3 separate regions of the Homo sapiens genome follow, and all the other regions are linked to region 2. Evidence: chromatin contacts called from ENCODE Hi-C or POLR2A ChIA-PET data. All regions are on one chromosome and are shown on one strand. Each heading gives the region's core, a stretch centred on a gene start or an enhancer-like site at or near the end of the contact. The rest is flanking DNA. Distances are from core to core; before and after follow the strand shown.

Evidence for each region. A loop is a pair of places that touch in the nucleus more often than their neighbours do. ChIA-PET counts read pairs that join two places held with the same protein, here RNA polymerase II (POLR2A). Pooled maps may share reads with other maps.
Region 1: a pooled map shows a loop between it and region 2 (3-fold over the local background). The contact joins the promoter of SLC4A11 here to the promoter of ADISSP in region 2. A Hi-C loop is called at or near these places in 1 of 50 pooled maps. POLR2A ChIA-PET finds 5 or more read pairs at or near these places in 2 of 52 experiments (H1 and activated T-cell).
Region 3: a loop to region 2 is called in a map of CD8-positive, alpha-beta T cell, with 6 times the contacts of the local background. The contact joins the promoter of LZTS3 here to the promoter of ADISSP in region 2. A Hi-C loop is called at or near these places in 1 of 168 maps with a recorded cell type or tissue (CD8-positive, alpha-beta T cell) and 8 of 50 pooled maps. POLR2A ChIA-PET finds 5 or more read pairs at or near these places in 1 of 52 experiments (activated B cell).

Annotation. Positions count from the first base shown.
Region 1 is chr20:3,237,591-3,241,004 of GRCh38, reverse strand. SLC4A11 (solute carrier family 4 member 11) reads left to right here and starts at 1,815. Exons shown (of 20, transcript NM_001174089.2): 1 at 1,815-1,910. The coding sequence starts at 1,868. RefSeq lists silencers at 1,566-1,725, 1,826-2,005.
Region 2 is chr20:3,766,207-3,769,375 of GRCh38, reverse strand. ADISSP (adipose secreted signaling protein) reads left to right here and starts at 1,623. Exons shown (of 6, transcript NM_001258429.2): 1 at 1,623-1,713. RefSeq lists enhancers at 289-338, 1,000-1,586, 1,714-2,478 and a silencer at 1,489-1,728.
Region 3 is chr20:3,171,776-3,174,813 of GRCh38, reverse strand. LZTS3 (leucine zipper tumor suppressor family member 3) reads left to right here and starts at 1,265. Exons shown (of 5, transcript NM_001365618.1): 1 at 1,265-1,359. LOC107985414 (a long non-coding RNA gene) reads right to left here and starts at 1,124. Exons shown (of 2, transcript XR_001754477.2): 1 at 624-1,124. RefSeq lists a silencer at 1,042-1,381.

The DNA.
Region 1 (3,414 bases), core at 566-3,065, 530 kb after region 2:
GAGAAGGGCTCAGTGCCAGTTCCTTTGAGAGACGGTCAGGGAGCGGACAGAGGGGGCCCATAGCCGACTAGGGGCGGCTTGGTCATGGGCTCCTCTTTCCTCAGTGGGCTGAGGGGTTAGGTCCTTTGAGGAGCGCTGAGGAGACTGTGGTAAGGGGAAGCGCCCTCCATCCCAGAGGCTTTCCTGGAACAAGTGGGTTGGAAGGACCAGGTGTTTGGGAGCTGCTGGGAGCAGGTGCAGAAGCCAAGGCATTCCCAGATGGGGGAGACTGGGGGTGGCAAGGTGGCTTTTCAGGGATCCAGCCTGCATGCCACCTATGCAGCCATGCTCCGGGGGCGACATCCGCCTGTGTCCTTCAGCTCTTCCTCAGCCTCCACCCGCCACCCGGGAGTCAGTGCCTGGACTGGAGCTCTAGCTGGAGGGCGTCTAGGAAAGGTCCCAAGGGGTGCGCAGGATGACCTGGTGTCTCTCCAGAGTCACCCCTGCTAAAATACTATGTGGCCAGCCCCAAGTCAGTTGCAGGTCATGGTGTTGGGATCTTCCACAAGGCCTCCTGGAGTCGCGCTGGGGGAGGGTGGGGTACTCAGTCTGTCGCAGAGCCCCAGGCCATCCGTCGCCAAGAGGAGCACTCCAGCGCTTCCCTCCTAATGCGTTCTTATCTTGCCGGGAGGAGAACTGGGCCAGCCTTACTCACCCAATCTATGCATGAGGCTTCCCCAACGCGCCAGAAGCCCTTCCTTCGCAGAGGTGGGCTTGCCCCGGCCTGTCCCCGTTCCTCTACCATGGTTAGGGCACAGTGGCCGAGGACTCCGTCCCAGCGCGGCTGAGCCGGAAAGCGATGGCGGCCGGAGGGGTCGGGAGGTTGGTTAGCGCTTTACGGAGCTGCGTGTTCCGTTTCCAAGGGCTGTAGAGCCTTCTACTGGGAGCCACCGTGGATCAGGCCAGGGGTTCGTCAGCTGCATTTGCCGGATCGCATCGCAGCACGCGCACCCACACGCGCACACGCCCTACTCGCAGGAGACTAAGCGCCCCGAAAAGGCGCGTCCCCGGGCGGGTCGCAGCCGGTCCAGGAAAGGGGACAGGGCGCAAGGGCCATTTGGGGAAGGAAAAAGGGGGCGAACCATGACCTTGACCTCATAGAAGGCCGAGGACGTGAAGAGGCTGGCAGATAAGTTGGCGAGGCTCGCAGCGAAAACCCAAAGCAGCCGAGCTCGGAGAGCGCCGTCTCAGCGGGCGAGGGCGTAGCCCGGGGAATGCACGGAGGTCCGTCTAGTCAGTCGGGGCGCGCTTCCTGGAGGAGGAGGAGAAGGACTTGCGGCCGGAGCTACCGGGATAAATGCAGGAGGCGGGGCAGCCAGCGGGCGTGGCCCTGCGGAGGTCCCCGGTCGAAAGGAGGAGACAGGGGCCGGCCGCGTACTTAAAGCGGACGCGGGGGAAGCCCTCCCGGGGTCTGCCTCAGTCGCACAGCTCGGTGGGCTCGTGGCGCAGTCGAACGTTTTCCCAGAAGCTCCCCGGCCCCGTCCAGCCCCTAAACTCGCGACGCTGGGTCTGCTGGGTCCGGCGCGCACAGGCTCGAAGGAGCCGGGTCTACTCGGTTTGGCCCAGCAGCTGCGGGCGGCGGGGAGCAGCCCAGCCCGGCTGGAGCAGCCTCCCGCGGGTGAGGGCGCGGGGCGGGCGGCCGGGTCCCAGCCCTCGGCAGCTCTGCCTACCGCGCCCGGGCGCGGCGTCTGAGCGGCATTAGGACCCAGGCGCGGCGTGGGGGTGTGTCGCCGGCTCCCGCCGCCGGCCCGCCCGAGTCGCCGAGTTTGGGGTCCAGAAGCGCCGGAGCGCCGCGTGAGGAGCCCGGCCGTGAGTGCGCGAGTGTGCCATGGCCGCGGCCACCAGGCGCGTGTTCCATCTGCAGCCGTGCGGTGGGTGCCTGAACCCGGGGGCGCGGCGGGAAGGCCGCCCGGGTCTCCGCCACCGTCTCCCGTCGGGGACCCCGGGGAGAACGCGGATGCCGTCTGCCTGCGCGGGCCGGGGCCGGTGGGCGAGAGGGCTGCGGGATTCCCAGCCGCGGGGAGGAGGGCGCGGGTGCGGGAGGCCCGGGCGCGGCTTCGCGGCCACCGCGCGCTTGGTTTCATTAGGGCTCTGCTGTCGCCGTCTTGAATTTCTTACCAGGTTTGAACAGCTGATGCAGCGGGTCGAGGGCGGGGAGCTCGAAAGTGGGCAGGGCGGAGCTGTGGGGCTCCCAGCGCCCCGAGCGCCGAGCTTTTGGGAGCCTGGCGGGCCGCCGCCTCGGAAGGTCTCATTTTACCTTCCGCCCGGGCATCTTCCCGTCCGGCGCCGCGGTGGGAGCCCCGGAACCCCTGGAGTTTTGGGAGTCCCGGGACCCCTGACCGTGCCCTGCGCGGCCGCAGCGGTTTCTCCCTTGCTCTGACACGGGAGGGCCAGCCCTGGGTCCCCGCCAGGACCCAGGTTTGTACGACCCTTTACCTGCACGTGGGCCGCCGGGACGGAAGCGGAGTGTGCACCGGCCCAACCCTCCCAGACCCTCGTCGCCCACGGCCTGGGACGCGCCCCAGCGCCCCCGCCCCCCACTTCAGGATGCAGCCCCGGCTCCCGCCCCGCGCCTGCATTCACATCCTGCGCCCCGACCCCCGGGGTCTCCGAGTCTGGAGGCGCTTTCCTCTCGTGCACGCGGCCCCTCCTGTCGCTTCCTTCCTCCGACAGCGAGGCACAAACAGCCGGGACCATCCGGGGACCGGCCCAGGGAGGGCGCAGCCTCCCCCGACCCATGTGTCCCTCAGATACTCCTCCCACCCCCAATTGTTCTCCCTTTTGGACCAACGGCTCTGGCTTCCAGGCGGCCGGGACGCGGTCCCAGGACTGGAGACCGTTGCCTGTCGGCCCCCGTGTGACCCGGGGCGCGTGACGGGGGTCGGGGGAACTGCGCCTGCAATGGGCGTTTATGGCCCCCAGGACCGGTCTGAGAGTGAGAAGAGGGATGTGCAGAGAGATCCCCCGCCTTGGCATCCGAGGAGAGAGGGGGAGAGGCCCGCTCGGGCCCGGTCCCTTCCTCTCGCTGCAGCGGGGCAGGGTTTTCTCAGGAAAACCTGGATTAGCGAACATGGTACTGGTACTAACTCGGTGGGAAGACATCCCTGGAACGTCTCTCCTCCTCGCCTCTGGCCCGCCTGGGCAGCCCCTAGCAGATGGGCTAAGCAATTGAATTTCTGAGATTAAGGCTGGCTTCCCCTGCTATGGGGCCCCCTCCCGAGCACTGTCCCCTGCTTCCCTTTCTCCCTAGGGTGGCGTGGGTTGCATCCCTCGGAAGAGCGAAGGAATGAGCCAGGTCGGGGGGCGGGGAGACAGGTGCACACAGGAGGTCCAGGGCTTGGTCCATGGGGCTGGTGACCTTTCTGCTTCCCTTGC
Region 2 (3,169 bases), core at 374-2,873:
ATGAGGGGGAGGGGATCACAAATGTCTGCACAGACCCAGAAGGTAACTAACCGTGAGAAACAGGGATTAGCGGGGACTATGGTAAATTTATGTGCTCTTAAAGGGGCTTGTAATGCCAGGCTGGAAAGTGAGCCCATGTTGTCAGATCTTCTGATATTTCAAAAGCCACGAAACCAGATTCCTGATTCCAGAAAGAGGCGGAGGAGGCAGGAGGGGGAAGGACTTCTTTTAAAAAGCCCCATGTGAGCTAAACAAAATACACCTACGGGCCACTTTGGGCCCACCGTCTGCCAACTTTAGACTTTCAAGACAAGGTCTAAAGGTAGTGTGGTGGGAGTGGGTAGAGTGGGCAGGAGTGGATGGGCTGAGATCAGAATGTGAAAAGCTCTCAATGTAAGCGCTGTCTCTCAAACGCGAGGGCACATGAGTCACCCAAAGTGCTGCTGAAGTTTGTGAAGCGCTACTGGAGGCAGTCCCAGAGGGCTTTGGAGCAGGAGAGGGACGCGATGAAAACAAGAGCTCAGAAAGATTAATTTGCCAACAGTGTGCAGACTGGAGATCAGCAGACAGGTTATGGGCCACAGGGTGGCAGACTTGAGGGCTCCTTTAAGGCAGCGACCCCGGCCCTGCTGAAGGGAGGCTGGCCTTCGGCCGCCCAGGCCGTCTCTCTAGTTCCGTTGGAAGCAAGGCGCTGCGTGCTCCGGACGGCTTACTGAGGGCACTTTGGGGAATCCGTCCCCACGGGCGAAGTATAGGTGGGGTGTTCGCGAACCGGCGGGCGGAGAGCACCGGCAAGAACCCCCGCAGACCGGAGGGCCACGCCTCTCGCTCCTCGGCTCATTGCAGGCGCCCACATCCCACCCCGCGGTGCTGAGCGAGGCGCATCTCGCTGCCATGGCGACCGCCTCCATGGAGACCGGGAGCAGAGGCTGCGGTCCCCGGGGGCGCGTCACAGGCTCTCCCAGCCCCCAGCCCGCGTGCCTTCTTTGTTCTGATGCTTCTCCAGGCCGGGCCAGGCACCCGGGACGCGTCTCGGGCCCGCACGGGGGTTGCTTCTTTCGAGACAGGGGATGGGGTGGAAGGGGAAGAGGTCCAAACCCTGGGGTCGAAACAGGAGTGATGGAGGGTTCCTCAGCTCCTGAACGAGACCAACACGGCCCGTATCGATGGCCGAAGCCGGCGTGGAAGCCCAGGGAGAAAGGCCACCTTCGGGAGCTCCACCCAGCCCCGAGACGCGCCCGACAGCCCTCCCGAGAGCGAAGGGCCCAAGGGAGGTGCGTCCTAAGCAAGGTTCAAGGCTAGAGGCGCTATCCCCCAGGCGGAAGAAGGAGCGGGGGCGGGGCCTATCCGAGGCCCTCCTTCTCCCTCTTCGAGTGGTCGGTTCTGGCCCCTGGCCTAGTTGGGCCGCCTGCCCGTCTTCCTCGCGAGAGCTCGCCCGGCAGGCGCGGACTAGCAGGGCGCTGCCTCGGCGACCCTGGCACGTGACGTAGGCGGCCCTCGCCAGTTGGCCGTTCTTTGGAGCCCGCTCATTGGTCCGGAGCGTCCCTCGCCCCACCCTCCCAGATCAACCAATGGGCGGAGGCGGGGGCGTGCCGACGGGAGGGCGGCCGCGGCGCGGGGCTCCCTTCCTCGTGCTCGGCGTTGAGCTCCTGCAGCCGCCGCCGCTGCAGTGGTCGTCCCTGCCCTCCCCGGCCCCGGGGTGCACCCCGCAAGGTGAGGCCACCCCTCTGCTCCCTGCCTCCCGGTTCCTTCCCGTTCGCCGAGGTCCCCTCCCGGTCCCGGCCCTGTCCTGAGCAGTCAGTGCCTGGGACCCCAGCGGCCGTGATGGCAGGGCTGGGGTGGGGGGCTCCGCTGTCGGGGCCGGGCCTGGAGGACTCCCCAGCACCTGAACTAGAGTGATGTCAGGTTCCCGGGGCGCAGTGACCGTTAGCTGGTGCAGCTGGGGTGTTTTCCGCGAAGCGATTGTCCGGGGGCATGAGTGCGGTAGTGAGGGCGGGGGCGTAATGGGGTCAGCGCCCCCTCCTCCCCACGACCCTGTTCATTGCCGCTGCCTCGCTGCATGACCTTGGACCAGTAGCATCTCTGAGCCTCCGAGCCTCAGCACCCTCAGGAAGGAGGGCAGTGATGTCTGGGAGTGCGGGCTCCGGAGACTCCTGCGTCAGCCGAGGTGAGTGAAGGTGGGGAGTGCACAGGATTATCTCCGAGGGACAGAGCCGCCGCCTCGCAGCTCAGGATGGATTGGATGGGGGGGATGTCCGATTACATTTCCCCCCTCCCCCTGAGATGACAAGAATGGGGTGTGGCGGGGGTGCCACACCCACAGGGATGGCTGCCGGAGAGGATAAAGGGTCCTACACCTGGACCCTTGGGGCCTCGGGGGCTTGGGCTGCACCTCCCTCCCGGTGGTATGAAGGAGGAGGGACTGGATTTAGGTTCTGGACCCGTGTTTCCATTAGTAAGCAGGGACTGAGAAAGGGAAGTCTCCGCTTGCCTTTCTTCTTGAATCTTGGCACTGGAAAGTGGAGGTAGGGCATTTTTCTGCTCCGGGGAGTTGAAGAAAGTCGGGGCAGCACCCCATCCCTCTCCCATTCTGGTCTTTTGTGGAGGGAAAATGTAGCTGGATATCCCCCCACATTCTATCCATCCTGAGCTACGAGGCAGCAGCCCTGTCCCTGGGAGATAATCCTGTGTGCTCCCACCCTCACCTTGGCTGACCCCCTGGATCCAGCCTGGCCTCTGCTTCTTGGGACCTCTGGATCACAGGCCCAGGGCAGGGCCTAGGTGGGGCATGCTATCTGGAGGCTAAGCACCCACTAGCTGAGGGCAAAGTGGGGAGAATGCTGGGCAGAGGAGGGCAGCACTTGTTGGGGAGGCAGGAAGGTGTGGGTGGTGAGGGTCCCTTCTCCATATTCCCCCACCCCCACCCCCAGCACCTCACTGTTAGAAGGAGAGAGAACAGCCATACTTATCTTTGCACCTTTGGCCCACTGGAGGGAGAAGGAAATTAAATCACATTAAAGCTGAGTTGATGTGAAGCTGCCACAACTACTGACCTCCAGCCTTGCCTTTCCAGGCTTTGTTCTGAGTATGTGTGGCCTCTGCTGTGTCCAGTCCTGAGAGTCAGCGGGTCAGTGTGGCCCCATCTCAAGGCCTCAATGGCTGTTCTTTT
Region 3 (3,038 bases), core at 16-2,515, 590 kb after region 2:
TTTCTCATGGGGGAATATAAAAACGAATTATTTGTCACTGACTTTACTAATGTGTGAAATGTAAACTATTTTCATTTGATAAATCTAAAGGCAGCCGCGAGAAGAATTAAAAATACTTTCTGCCTTGAAAATCACGATAGAAGATAAAAGCAAATGTGGGAAAATTCAGAAAACAGGAATAAATAAAAACTATAGAATACGAAGTCGTAAGACCAAACACAACACCTATAAACAGCAGAGACGTAATGCGTTAAATCCCAGCCAGAGCAGAGGCGCTGCAGTTCTTAGGGCAGACCCTGGTGCCTCCAGGCTTTTGCTAGTGCTAAACTCTCGGCTAGGCTTGCCTCCCTACCCTATTCAAGGCTGAGGCCTCAATTCAAGGCCGACTCCCTCCTCCCGGCAGTCCTCCCGGGCCGCCCTAGGCTGAGTGAGCACTCCCCACAGTGAACGCTGCCCGCGCGGGCGAGGCCGGCGCTCCGGGTCCGGTACGAAGTCCCACCTCACTCCCTCTCACCCCGGGTTACAGCGTGTGGTCTGGGGCCACGCGTTACGCCAGGCGCGGGGCACAGGGTGAAAGCGTTCAATCCTGCTGGAGTGTAATGTGTATTTTTTCCCCGTCGCACCTTCCAGACGGTGATCCAGTGTGAGCAGCAAGTTTCAAATCGTCTCCGTTTGGTCACGAACGGAGTTTACTGCCCCTCGACGCCTCCCGCACGACAGCCCGTGGTCCTCGCGCCCGGGCGGGTCGTTGCTCGGCCGGGCGGATCCACCCGCGACGGCTCGTCCCGACCCCTCCCTAGCGGACTTGCAAGGTCTCAGGGCGTCCGCTGGGAGGCCGCGTCCCGAAGAGCTGGCGCGGGAGAGGAATGGGGCTCGGGGCTCCGAGTCGGGAGCCCCTTCCCCCAAGCAAGAGGGGCTCCTCCTCCTCTTCCTAGACGTGGGATTCAGGGAGGGCGCGGTTCCATTGGATTTGTTGCAGAGGAACGACTGGGCCTGAGCCCAAGCCCAAGGGCCTGGGGGGTAACGAGCGATGAGCAGAGGGGCTCGCGGCGGACTTGCTGCGCCCTAGAGAGGGTGAGGCTGAGGGGTCCCACGCGCGGGCGGGGCGCAGCGACGAAGGGGTTAAGGCGCCTCACCCCGCCCCAGCCCGGGCATTGGCTGCCCTGGGGGGCGTGGCCGGAGGGCGGGCTCGCGTTTGCCGCAGCCGCTGGTGGGCGGGGCTCGGGCGGGGAGCAGGAGGGGCGCGGAGCGGAGCCGGGCCCGCGCAGCGCGCCCCGCCGGGCGTGCTTCGGGCTGCGCCAGCAAGCGGGGCCGGTGGCGCCCGTGTCGGAGACCCCGCGCCGGACCCTGAGGCAGCGAGTAAGTGAGGCAGGCCCATCGTGGCATCCCTCCCGGCTCCGACCTGCCGCCGTGCCTGCTGCACTGCGCGGCATGTCTGACCTGACCCGGACTGGGTAGGGGGCGCGTCCCGCTGCTAGGGTCCCAAGGGGGAGGGGAGCGGAGAGGAGGCGGATGATGTCATGGATGCTTCGCCCGGCCTGGGGGGAGGTGGCGGCCAGAGGGGGTGCGGCTCGGATTATGTCACCTCTTCCCTCTGCGCCCCGCCCCCCGGGGCCACACGCGTTGGTGGGGAGCCTGGGGAGGTGCGGGCGGGGTTTCCCCCATCGCAGGGACTCCCAGGTCCTGTGGCCTGTGGCTGGGGTCTCTATCAGTTGGCTCTGCGGGCCGTGGGCTGCTGGTGAATGGCGACCCCCCCTCCCACCCCCAGCAGAAGCTCGTGTGTGCGCGCGTGTGTGTGCTCGGGGTGGAGGGGGCGCTCTCGGCCCCCTCAGTCCTGAAACACTGGCTTCATCAGAGCCAGTAGCTAGGTGATGGGCCCATTCCGCTGCCAGTGCTTAGGCCACCGAGGGAAGACGGATCTCCCCTCACTCATCCCAACCAAGAAGTTCTGGATATCTCTGCACCCCAAAAGCCCTGCAGTGCCCCCAGATCCCTTTCCTCCCTCAGTCCTGCTTCCTGGAAACCCCTCCTGCTCTCCCTGCCCGGATTCACTGCCTCTTTGCATTGCCCATAACTAGCATTCCCACAGGCATTTGCCCTGCATTTCCTTGGTGCAGGGCCCAGAGACCCCCAGGACTCTGCCCTCTGTGCTCCTGGGAAACCTATAGGCCAGCCCTGGGGAGGCCTCAGAGTGAAATCTCCCTGGGGTGTCCTCAGCCAAGTGCTCCAAGATGCCCCCTCTGGGGGGTGGAGATCAGGGATGCTGTCCTGAGGCCAGCCTTTGAACTGGTCTAGAAGCATGTAGGATGGGCACAGAGAGCTGGCAAGAGCTTGTGTGTGAAGTAGAGAGGGGCTCAGGTCAGGGTAGATAGAGGAGGGGCATCAGGAGAGTCCTTGGGGACCCTGCTGCAAGCTCTGCTCTGGTTCTGGGGACCAAGAGGAATACCAGGCATTTCACCCATCATACATTTACTTCTTAAAATGCCTGCAATGTAGGTGTGAGAACCCGAGGTGAAATAACCTGCATGAGGTTGCACCCCTAATCAGTCAAGCTGGGATTTACACTTGGAGCTGATGCTGCCAGAACTCTGTCTACTGCACTTGGTCTTGCTCATGGAAGGATTTGGACAGAGCAGGGGCAAGATCAGCTTTGCCCTTTAGAAGGAATCCCCTGGCAGCTGCCTGGGGGAGGGAGTGCAGGAGAAGAAAGTCCATTGAGGAGCCCCCAGCAGGGGTGCTGGATGGAGGGGCTGGCTAGAGATTTTTAGGAGATAGAATGGGCTGGGGTTGGGGCCTCTGAGACCCCAAGTGTTCCTAGCTTTGGGAGAGACACAGGTTGAGGGGTGGGTTGGAGGTACCTGTACATGTAACTGTCAGGTAGAGTCCGTTTGGCCCCCTCATGACGCTAATACTGTGTATAATGCCCCAGGCACTGAGGGCTGAGGTGACAGAGATCGAGGCAGTCAGGCAACAGGCTGTCATCTCAGGGTGGTGCACTGATGCCAGGAGGCTGCCTTTGCAGACCATGCTCAGTTACC